Regions from separate parts of the Homo sapiens genome. Here regions 2 and 3 are each linked to region 1. Evidence: chromatin contacts called from ENCODE Hi-C or POLR2A ChIA-PET data. All regions are on one chromosome and are shown on one strand. The core of a region is the stretch at or near the end of the contact, and the rest is flanking DNA. Distances in the headings are between cores, read along the strand shown. Region 1 holds the start of LINC02518 (long intergenic non-protein coding RNA 2518). Region 2 has its middle 44 kb from the start of LINC02541. Region 3 overlaps LOC105377956 (a long non-coding RNA gene).

The links. A loop is a pair of places that touch in the nucleus more often than their neighbours do. ChIA-PET counts read pairs that join two places held with the same protein, here RNA polymerase II (POLR2A). Pooled maps may share reads with other maps.
Region 2: a pooled map shows a loop between it and region 1 (2.6-fold over the local background). The contact joins the enhancer-like site here to the promoter of LINC02518 in region 1. A Hi-C loop is called at or near these places in 1 of 50 pooled maps. POLR2A ChIA-PET finds 5 or more read pairs at or near these places in 2 of 52 experiments (BJ and PC-9).
Region 3: a loop to region 1 is called in a map of PC-9, with 13 times the contacts of the local background. The contact joins the enhancer-like site here to the promoter of LINC02518 in region 1. A Hi-C loop is called at or near these places in 3 of 168 maps with a recorded cell type or tissue (HepG2, IMR-90 and PC-9) and 2 of 50 pooled maps. POLR2A ChIA-PET finds 5 or more read pairs at or near these places in 1 of 52 experiments (A673).

Annotation. Positions count from the first base shown.
Region 1 is chr6:113,431,000-113,434,926 of GRCh38, forward strand. It overlaps LINC02518 (long intergenic non-protein coding RNA 2518), which reads right to left and starts at 2,448. Exons shown (of 2, transcript NR_149098.1): 1 at 2,338-2,448.
Region 2 is chr6:113,692,049-113,695,685 of GRCh38, forward strand. No RefSeq gene overlaps it. Among named protein-coding and RNA genes, the nearest start is that of LINC02541, 44 kb to the left of the region's middle. Within about 2 kb of position 2,348, at least 3 of the 41 ENCODE cell types and tissues checked have a DNase peak (open chromatin) inside an H3K27ac peak, as active enhancers do; they include PC-9, where a contact is called at or near this core.
Region 3 is chr6:113,119,708-113,123,449 of GRCh38, forward strand. It overlaps LOC105377956 (a long non-coding RNA gene), which reads right to left. Exons shown (of 4, transcript XR_942894.1): 4 at 2,415-2,548. Among named protein-coding and RNA genes, the nearest start is that of LINC02518, 310 kb to the right of the region's middle. Within about 2 kb of position 2,469, at least 4 of the 41 ENCODE cell types and tissues checked have a DNase peak (open chromatin) inside an H3K27ac peak, as active enhancers do; they include PC-9, where a contact is called at or near this core.

The DNA.
Region 1 (3,927 bases), core at 1,198-3,697:
ACTCTGCAAATCTCCAAGGGTCCCTAACCCATAGGTGAGAATCTCATGAACTGTAGATTGTCCCAGGACCTAGAATGAAGCTTATAGTTCATCATGAGAGCCATTATGGCAGAGCAAAACACCCACAACACAAGCAAAGCACAACAGTCTGAGAGCAATAGAGGAAGGGACAATAAAGGAAAGACAGCAGGTCTCATTGCTTCCTACTCTTCAGAATCCCCACAGATTCATAGGTTATTGCCAGTATGCAGCTACTTCACCGTCTGCAATCCCTTGCTCCACAAAAATACCTACTGTTCCTAGGCAGCACCACATACATACTCAACAGTAGCTTGAGGAGGCTGTGTTAAAATAAAATAGACAGCCTGATTATGTTTCTTATGAACCTAAAGAATTCCAACTAGATTTCTTGTACTCTTTTTTTTTTTTTTTTCTAAACCTATTAGTTAGAACTATCCCAGTTTCACATGATGGAAATGCAACCTTAACTGTTTAAACAAACAATATGGAGACAGGTGTAAAGAATGTATTAATTCACTGAAAAGTCCAAAAATAGGATAGGTTCAGACACGACAGTGTCCAAGAACTGAAAAATAAGTCACCAAAACTCAGTTTCTTTCTCATTGTGATTTCCTCCAAAGTAGGTAATACTTTCAAACAGGTTCTCCCCACATGATATAAAGGTTAGCTGATAATAACCACAGCAGAAAGTAAGGTTCTTTCTCCCAGTGGCTTCCCAAAAAAATCCCATAATTGGCAGCCAGGTTTCTATGCTTTAGGTCAAAACAAATCACAGTGATGGAGGGGATATATTGTTTGGACCAACATAGTTTACTTGCGGGATACCAACCATTCTGCTTTATCAGGACTGTCCTGGTTTTAACATTGCAAGTCTTTTGTCCCAGAAAACTTCTCCACTTCAGGCAAACTAGGATGTTAGTCACCCCAGTTTACATTTGTGCTACTAGGCTACACATGTTTTTTCCATACTACGGCACTCAGTGGGCATAATAACAGGGATGAAATGCTAAGTGGGGGGAAAATGTCCTCTACATTGACCTGCGAACTATTGAAATGTGCTGACACGGTGGCCACATGTGCTCATTGAGCACTGAAATACAATGGTCTGCAATTAAGTTTGAGGGCTGAATTAAAATGTGCATTAAATATAAAATACCAACTAGATTTTAAAAAGTTACTAGAAAAAATAATGTAAGAGATATTAATAAATTTATATTTGCATGTTAAAATGATAATGTTTTGAATATAGCTAAATAAAACATTATTAAAAATTAATTTCACCAGTTTCTTCTTCCTTTTTTAATATGGCTATTAGTAAATCTTAAATTACACATGGCTCACATTATATTCCTGTTGGATGGCACTGTGATAAGATTTTTTAAACAAAGTTAATAAAGTATTTATGTCATGTATAGGCGGAGGACATTAAAAAGATATTTTGAGTATGCAGACACCTTAAACAATAAATGATAAACGAATTACGTAGAAAACATCCCAGGCCCACAAAAAATGAAGCACAATAATGTCAAACTCAATACCAAATTCATGTGCTCAATCATTTCTGTCCTCATTGGTGCCAGGACCAGCATAAGTTCTGGGGCTTCAGGCCCAACTGCCAAAAGAGGTTTGTCCTTCAGAAACCCACAGACCAGAAAGGAAAAGAGACAGGTTTAAAAAAAAGTTATACAAAATTATGTTGTGAGTAATACAATAAGTTCCAGCATACACAATCTGTTTTGATTTAATTATAGTAATTACATCATCTACATAATTTTTGGTTTATTCAATCCATACTCTACATGTTCTCTTTCTATTGCATGTCAACTTCCTTGAGAGCAGAAGTATTGCATTAATAAGTTTTATGCAACCAATTGCTTTTCTTTCAGTGCTTCCTTTTTATTTAATGATCAAATGTTTCTTCATCTCATATTTACTCTCCCCAGAGTCAGGTTAGCCCAGTGAAATCTAATGGGCTTAGGGTCAAATATTGCCAAAGTCCCTTACCAACTTGCTTACCTACTGGGAGTGTGTAACCCCTCTGCGCCTCATTTTCCACCAACAACATTGAGAAACAGGATACTCAGTGTCTCTTTGACACATACACACTCATATTCACACACACAAATTCAGATCATTGCTTGCAATTTAGCTTATTATTGTTAGTCATCTGAACATATCAAATACTTCCAAACACTCCAACTCACTGGAGTTTTGCTCCCTCAATATATCTATTTTTAAGCACTGGAAGGGGGTTCTACATGCCAGCAATTTGGTTCCCTCTAAACATCCTTGAAAATGTTTATTTGAAAAGATTACCTTGTTTTCCTTCAGGATTAAGACATGGTCACTGCAGACAGAGATGATTTGGAAAGATGGCAAGCAGTTTTTGATAGCTCCTCAGAGACTCCCCTTGTTAAATGAATATACCTGCAGAAAAAACAAAATGCATTCCAGCCCACACACGTTAGAGACATTTTTCAAACACCTAGATGAGAGAAGATAGCTATTACAAATAACATATTTGTTGGAGAGAGTGAAGAAATCACAAACTGGCTTGGATAAATACTATTAAATGCATACTTTGCCTGCCGATTGCGACAGTTTCCCTCTGGCACTCACTGACAAGCTTGGCTCCAGCTGTAAATTAGGTTGCAAAACTTCCTTGTCAGAGAACTCGCCCTGTGAGGAGGACTCAACCCTGGCTCTGAATCTGCAAGGACAGAAAAATCAATGTGACAGAGAAGCAGTTGCTTGTGTCAGGCCTCACCAAGGAGAGAAAAGGCTTTAAATTAATCATGATTTAAGGATGCTGGCAAAACAGTGCAAAGGCACATTCCTGGTGTCTCTGAGAAAAGGGAAAAAGGAGCCTGGAGCACTTTGCGGATGCTCCCCACAGATCCTGCCCTTCTGTTATAAACAGAATTCAGTGTTTACTGTGGGGATGAGAAAGCACTATGGATCTCGTGTAAACAGATAAAATGCAACAAGACTGATAAAAGTTTGGTGAAGCAGTATTGGTCAGTGTGTAGCATGGGGATAAATGAAAGTTTCATCTTCTCTCCTAGAACCTATGAATGAATTAAATCACCTGGGAGGATTTCAGGTCATATAGTAAATTTTGATGTCCCACAATAAGAAAAAGCTGGCTTGAACCTCTTATCTGGAGAGGGATCAAAAATCGCCTTCTGGAGATGCCTTTTTAAAAAATGTCTCACCTATGTTGGACAATGGGGACATCTGGATGAGGGAAATCAATTTTTTTGCCTGGCTTATGCTTTGGAGCAGTGGCTTTAAAATGTCCAAAAAGACCTACTAAGATTACTGTTAAACTGCCACCATTATATGGTACCAGTGAAGCAGTGAGCCCCCAAGGTAGAGGTAAGACCTACCTCAGATGTCAGTCACTGTTGGCCAAGGAAGATCATGTTAGGAAACATCCACCTCTGCTACCAATTTAGGCAATCGAGTCTCTGCACTAGAGAAAATGACATCCCGGACAGCTGATTTCAGACAGACTTTGTTCCTGTGTCAGGTACCACACCTTTCCAGTTTGGGTACAAGAACTCAAGTCAATGAGCCAGATTCATTTATTTTCATAAGTCGTCTCTGACTACAGGACCAGGGTTGCTCTGGGCCTTCGACTGGCCTCAACTATGTCAGTTGTTTGTCATGATGACACAACCATTATTCTCCAGTTTTTTCCCCTACAAGTGGAGAGACATCCAATGAGGACCAAACAGGATTAGACCCTATTGTTAAAAGTTTCCTTTGGCTTTATTTTATAGTATCATCTCTATCATCATAAATCAATCATGAAACACAAGATGTTCCACCAAGCACTACACAAGCGAACTACATAGATGTTGTACCTACCCACTAGGGCTTGTGATAGAAACGACAGAGCAC
Region 2 (3,637 bases), core at 1,098-3,597, 260 kb after region 1:
GCCTCAAGTGATCTGCCCACCTAAGCCTCCCAAAGTACTAGAATTACAGGCTGGGAGCCACTGCACCTGGCTGTAGCTGCCATTTCTGAGTTCTTAGTGTGTATTGGTCATTTTTTATATCACTCTTCTCAATTGCCCTGTGAGATAGGCATTATTACCCCTCTTTTGCAGATAAGGAGACTGAGGGTCAAAGAAGGTAAATAACTTGCCCAAATTCACACAGCTTGTTCTGGTAGAACCGAAATTCAAATCAAGTTTTCAGTGACTCCAAAGTCCAAGCTCTTTCCATTTGGGGCACCTACCTCCCAGGTTCTAAAAGCAGGGGAAGGCGGGCAGGTGTGGTGGCATACGTCTATAGTCTCAGCTACTTGGGAGGCTGAGGGCTGAGGTGAGAGTATAACTTGCGCCCAGAAGTTTGAGACTGTGCTGAGCTATGATCATACCACTGCACTCCATCTTAGATGACAGAGTGAGTTTGTAAATAAATAAATAAATAAAAATAAATAAAAGCAGGGCAAAGGCATTATTTGGCTTCTTGGTTGCCATGTTTATCCAGTGACAGGCCTGCAGCAAAGTTTTAAATGGAAAGGACCTAGAAGGAATAAGATTCCTCAGAAGGACACAGGTCAATGAAGGTTATGATTAAAGTGGCTGCAGAAGTCACCTGGAAGAGGAAAATTCAAGAGTTAACACAAACAGTCATTACATTTTGTTAACAATAATTCTATAATTTCTAAGTCTAAAAACAGGCTCACAAGATATATAGTACATAATTTGCCCCCAGGAATTGTAGCAGTAAGTATACTTCATTTAAAAATAATTACACAACATGACAATTGGACGTAGAGAAATAATGCTCAGCATGGAAAAGAGGACAAAAGAAAATCAACTCGGAGAAGATCTGAGTAACCTATAAACAAAAGTGGAAGTCACTACGGTAGGGAAAAAAAGTTGCTGCTGGATGATCTAAATAAGTATTAAATAAAGACTGAGAGGCGGGAGGATCACTTGAGGCCAGGAGTTCAAGACCAGCCTGGGCAACCTATTTAGACCCCATCTCTAAAATAAAATAAAAATAAAGACTGATGTCTATAAGTAATTAAAAAGACCATCTGAGAAGCTGAATGAGTTGGTTGGTTAGGCAAACCTAGCTTACAAATCCTTGAGGTCCATCTGCTCAGTTTTAGCTGCCAACACACTCTTTCCAGGCCTCTCTATGCTGTTCTACCCAACAGAACACAGAAGACCTTGCTGCTGTTGAGGAACTTCTTGTCTTGCAGAGCCTGTTAGCACCTCCTTGCCCCATGACTCCCAAGCCCACTGAGAGTGTTTCCTACAAGTAGAAGAATGTCTTCATTCAACTGACTTTTATGAGCAGCTTCTATGTTTTCACTACTGTGCTAGTGTCCTGACAGGGTGTATAATTTGTAGGGCCCAGTGCAAATGAAAATGCAGAATCCCTTTGTCCAAAAATTATTAAGAATTTCAAAATGGCTACAACAGAGCATTCAACCAAATACAGGGCCCTTGCAAGTATAGGGTTCTGTGTGACTGCACAGGTTCTATATCTAACTATGAAGCCAGCCTTGCATAGGCTCTGTCCTCAAAGTTCTCCCAGCCTACTTTTTGCTAGTATGTATTGTCTCATAGACCCTAATCCCAGGGTCCTTCTTGCACTGTACTTACAGCTACAGCCATGATCCTTGCCTGGATTTGTGGCTAGCCTTAGATTCCACCCCTTGAGATCTTTGAGATTCCTACGCTTCTCTTTGTCAACACTGCCAATACTCCATTTCCAAACATCATCATTTCTTCCTAGATAACTATAACAGCCTTCTCTTTAGTCTCACCCTCTAATCCATTATCTATATTGCCTGTCAAGAGAATCTTTAAGGAGCCAAATCTGATTGTGTCACTCCCCTGCTTAAATTCCTACAAAGGCTTGCTATTGGCTGTCCAATGAAATCCAGTCCAATGAAATGCGATACTGCTTTCAAGGCAGTGTGTGACCTAGCCCAGGTGACTCTTACAGGAATAATTCTTACCCCACCCACCCCAACACCCCTTCATGAACCAGCCTCACTGTTCACTTTTCATGACACTTGGCAATCTTTTTTCTCCATTTTCTGCTTAGACATTATCTCCTCTAGAAGGCCTATTTTGACACTCTCTCTTATCCTAGTCTCCATAAGAGGACCCTATTATGTGTCCCCATTGTCCTTGTCACGAAGGGTTTTTTTTTGTCTATTTATTTATCTGCATCACATGTTTACAATAAAACAACAAAGACAGAAAGCATGTCTCAGTCACCTTTGACCATGAATATGTAGCCTGACTCGTGATTCATGAGGCACTCAAATATTGTTAAATAAATGAAGACTCATACATCAAAAGGAGTTACTGATATTTTCACAGGTGCTTGTGTTTATTTAAAGGCTTCCTAACCCATTGTGAGCTCCTTAGGGCCCAAGGTTGAACTTGGATATTCCTTCCAAATCCTGACTCTGTGCCTGGCATATAGACAACAGTTGCCTCCTAAGAATTCCAGAATGAGCTGGGCGTGGTGACTCATGCCTGTAATCCCAGCACTTTGGGAGGCCACCACTTAACATACAACCACATTTCTTAAAATCTTGTGAAAATGTCATTCACTAGAAAGGAAAAAGTAAAAGAGGAAAAAAAAAAAAAAACAGTAAATTTAGTGAGCTCTCATGAACCCAAAAAACTTCACTTATGAGCCATTGTGCCATCTGATCTCAGTTTCAACTCCAGGCCTTGTTGGCCTGTCTACAACAGAGCCACCAGCAATGTCAGTTCAGGTGGTATCTGTCAAATCAGCAATTCATGTGTATGTTCTTAACCTACTAGTTTGAGTATTTCTCTCATGACTGGATTACATCCTCTAAAACATTTTTCTTCTAAATTGTTGACTTTCCAAAGAAACTTGCAGTTTCAAAGAAACTTCCAAATACTAAACTCCTTTGGAAAAATCACTTAACAATATAGAGTTTGTTCATTCATTTATTTAAGAACTATTGACTAGGTATGTGTTATGTGAGCAGCCCTGTGATAGAAGATAAGAAAAAAGTAATGAACAAGACAGATGCTTTCTTTACTAGGAGAATGAAAACTTTAAATAAGGGCTACAAAAAAAAAAAAAAAAGGCTGGGCACGGTGGTTCACACCTGTAATCCCAGCACTTCAGGAGGCTAAGGCGGGCAGATCATGAGGTCAAGAGATCAAAACCATCCTGGCCAACATGGTGAAACCCCGTCTCTACTAAAAATACAAAAATTAGCTGGGCGTGGTGGCATGCGCCTGTAGTCACAGCTACTCTGGAGGCTGAGGCAGGAGATTCGCTTGAACCCAGGAGGCAGAGGTTGCACTGAGCCGAGATCATGCCCCTGCACTCCAGCCTGGTGACAGCCTAATCCCTTCAACACAGATTTCTGTGGGCCTTGCAAGACTCCGTCTCAAAAAAAAATAAAAATAAAAATAAATAAATAAAAAATAAACATTATTACCATGGTTTTCAACAGCCAAGCTCCAACTTTCACAAGAAGATAAAGAGGTGGTTTTCATAACAGACTTTTACCACTGAAACAATGTGGTTATTAAGGAAGAAAACGCAGCAACT
Region 3 (3,742 bases), core at 1,219-3,718, 310 kb before region 1:
AGGCTCAAAATGGTTAAAAGACTAGTTAAGGATATAGAGTTTGTTGATGGCAGAGGTGAATCTGTTACTGAGGGCTTCTAATTCCTACCCCAGTGGTCCAAAGAAAACACTGACCCAGAGTATCAACACTGCACTTGACTTACTAAAAGTGACAAACTGTACTAATGGAAGAAGCCACATCACCAAAAATCCAATCGTACTATTATTTCATAGGCAGACACCTATTGTGTAGGTAGCCCCCTACACATTTTGGAGGAGAAGCCAAAAGACACAGTAAGTTCCACAGTAGAAAACATGACCTTCCATCTATTGCTTAAATTATAACATCAAAGATAAATTCTGGTCCTTCTACCTTCTAGCTATGAGATCTTGGGCAAGTTATTTAACTTTTCTAGGCTAGTATTTATCGATATAATAGGCATAATGCAAATAGCAACCACAAAGTAGTATTGTGAGAATTAAATGCATTAATGCAAGTAAAAGACTCAAAATAGTGCCCTCACATATTAAGCATTTAATTATTGTTAACTATGACTTAATTGCCCATAAAAATAATTCAGGAAATTCTTTTTAAGGAGTGTAATGAGAGATCACTCAAGTCCAATAAACATTATTTATGTGTAATATTCACTACAGCTACACATTCTCAACTCTTTGAAGATCAGCTATTTTTCCTGTTGAGCAATTCATTAGTCATGGTTCTGGTCTTGAGAAAGCGCATGTGGAGCTGAAACCTTACCTTTCCTTCCCTAAGAGAACCAATGTCACCCACTCTGCAGTCACGATTGGATAACTGAAAATCTTGTAAAGAGAAAAAAATGTTGCTTGAAGGCCTCAAATCCTAGACATGTTTCTGATTCAATTTGGTCAATTATTTTTTTCTCTTTGTGATACAAGTATATAAATACTGATTCTGTAGCCTAATAAATGAACTGAGTGTGAACTCCTTGATGAAGACTCTTTCATGATAGTGATTAATGGGCTGCAAATATTTTGAAATAAAAACCTGAAACCACAAACTAGTCATATAGTTGGCTAAATATTTTGTTTGGGTGCTCACATCTAACCTACAGATAACCTTGTGTTAACCCTGTATTCCAAACCAAGAAGGAAAGGCTGGGGTTTTCAAGAGGGCGATTTGTGGTTTGGGTTTGGTCTGTCTGAAAAGAGCTGTGGCTCACAGTCTTAACGAGGTTCGTCTTCCAAGTCTCTGACCAACTGAGCAGAGGTTCTCACAGAAGCAAGTTGTGACAGCTGGAATTTGGCATCCACAGCTTCTTAGAAAAGGCTGCTGATCCCAGACTGATAGTTTTAAAACCTTAAAACAAGACTGTTACCATTCTTGAAATTTGTTTCAGCAGGCGCCAGGGAGGAATGTTACTGCCCCTCATTGCTAGACGGGAGTCTCGTCCCAGCATAACTGAAGATCTTCTGGGCTCTGGGCTCCTGCCTCATTCAGAGATTATGTTTCCCTGTCTGTGGCAGGATGCTGGCAAAACCACATGCTTTGTTTAAACATATGGAACGAGTGGTAAGATCAGCAAAGGCCCTTAAAGCCAATGTCAAAAGGCCATCACCATATGAGAGAACTGAGCAAAATGCACTGAGGACAAGCAATTTGTCTGAATCTTGCAGAAGTAGCTTTTAAATCCTTTATAAAAAATTAAGATTTATTTTTGAATTTTGATACATCTTGTCCAGCTTGTAATTTGTTCACTCTCATGCAAAAGAAAGCATACATATGCTATTAACTCTTGACTATGTAGAATATAAAACTCACTTTGTAGGTGATTCATGGTCTTTCATTTCCCTCTTTAATTTTTCATTTTTTCTAATGCTTTAGGACTAAATTATTTCTTCTATCAAAAAAATAAAAGTCAGCAAGGAATAAGAAACTAAATGTTTCCTTCTTTGTAGCATCTTTGAGAAAAACAACTCTCAACCCTGGAGCACGACTTTGTGATTGGTGACAGTTAAAGACCATAAAATATTTATGTGAGGATATGTAATTTTTTCTAATATTTCAGCTTCTTGTTCTGTCACTTACTAGTGTGTGATCATGGGCAAGACTCCAAACCTCTAGAAGCCTAAATTCCCTACAGTAAACAATAATAATAAAGTTACGTGTTGGTTGTGTGGATTTAATGACTAAATATGAAAATATTATTTGAAAACAATAAAATAAGTGTTACATTATATTGTTATAATCTTTGCTCATGGTAATTCAATGAAATCTTTATATTTTCTGATATTTATAAAATAGAATTTAAAATTATAATATTGATAGATTTATTAAGTTAAATAAAAGTTTTATTTTTAAGTCACACAAAATTGAGAAGGAAAAAGAAAATAGCAAACCGTGAAGAGTTAGACCAGGCCAGTTGGAGTCAGAACTTTAATAATTACCTCCTAGAAGCTGGAGGGGTCAGCCAAGAGGTACTTCTGGTACTGTGGGACTCCAGCATGCCCCAATGGCTCAGGAAGGAATCCTGGGCTTGAAATTTCAATTGCTTTAGTCATCATCCCTTTCAGTGTCAGTGAAAGCCAACTGTAAGGACAAATTCACAGAAAGAGTTAACAGGATGAGGGCAAATAAAGACCCAGGATTGAACTCTGGGGGTAGGGAAGGAACAGTATTTAAGGAATGCTTGGAAAAATATGACTATCCAAACCTGAGAAGCAATACCTAGCAAATTAGGAGGAAAACCTAGACTGAATGGTTTTTCTGAGACCTAATGGGCAAAATTCCAGCAAGGAAAATGTAGTCATTTGTTGTGCTGTCAATGCCACTGAGAAGTCAAATAAGATGAAAACTGGAAAAGGTACCGTAAAGAGGCCAGTAATGAGATTGTATGAGCAGCTTAAATGAAATGAGGGAAGGGTCTAGATTTCAGTGAGTTGAGGTTGGACTAACAATGAAGTAAAGAAAGACAGCAAATGTGGAACACTCCTCATCTTTTTGTTTTAAGGCAGGAGACACTTGATATTGAAAAAATATCTTTAGATAAATGAGAAAGAAAGTGCAATCCCAGGAGAAAAAGAAGGATCACTGATGGAGTAAGTTCTCTTAGGAGCTGAGAGGGTGAAATACTGTGCATTGGCAGGAAGATTAGATATGAGGTGGAGAGAGAAAGAATGGAGGGAGATCAGGATAGTACAGACAGGGAAGTTTACAGGTTTAGAAGCAGGAAAGAAATTGAGCATCTCTATTTTATATATGAAATACTCAACCTTAGTATGCTGCTATATATATTATATTTAGTATATTTCAACAGAGCTCAATGCAATGAAAATAAAATGGGAAAACTTAATTTGAGCTATTCATCTTTATAGTTAAATAGTGACCAAAAGAGGTGCAGAAACAAAACACTATAAATAACTGTTTGCTCATACATTTCAATTAATATATTGAGAGCTTAAGAAGTGTCAGAAAGTTTGTTTTTACTGAGGGTACAAAAGAAAAAGTGAGATTTAGTTCCAACATGAAGGATAATAACTAACCGTACAAGGCTATGGCTTGACTGTAAGAATTCTTAACATCAGAATGGACTCCTTGCAAGAAAATCAAGTATTTTACAGCTAGCTGGAAAGCACCATGGTTACTGTTTTGTCTGGGACTATTTAATAACTAAGCATGGACCTGTTGCCTGGGTGGGGATTGACAATGTGTCTTGTTCAGGCAATGAATCTCTAGAACACTTCTGAGGCATTTAAGACTATGAAATTGAATCTTGTGTGGCAT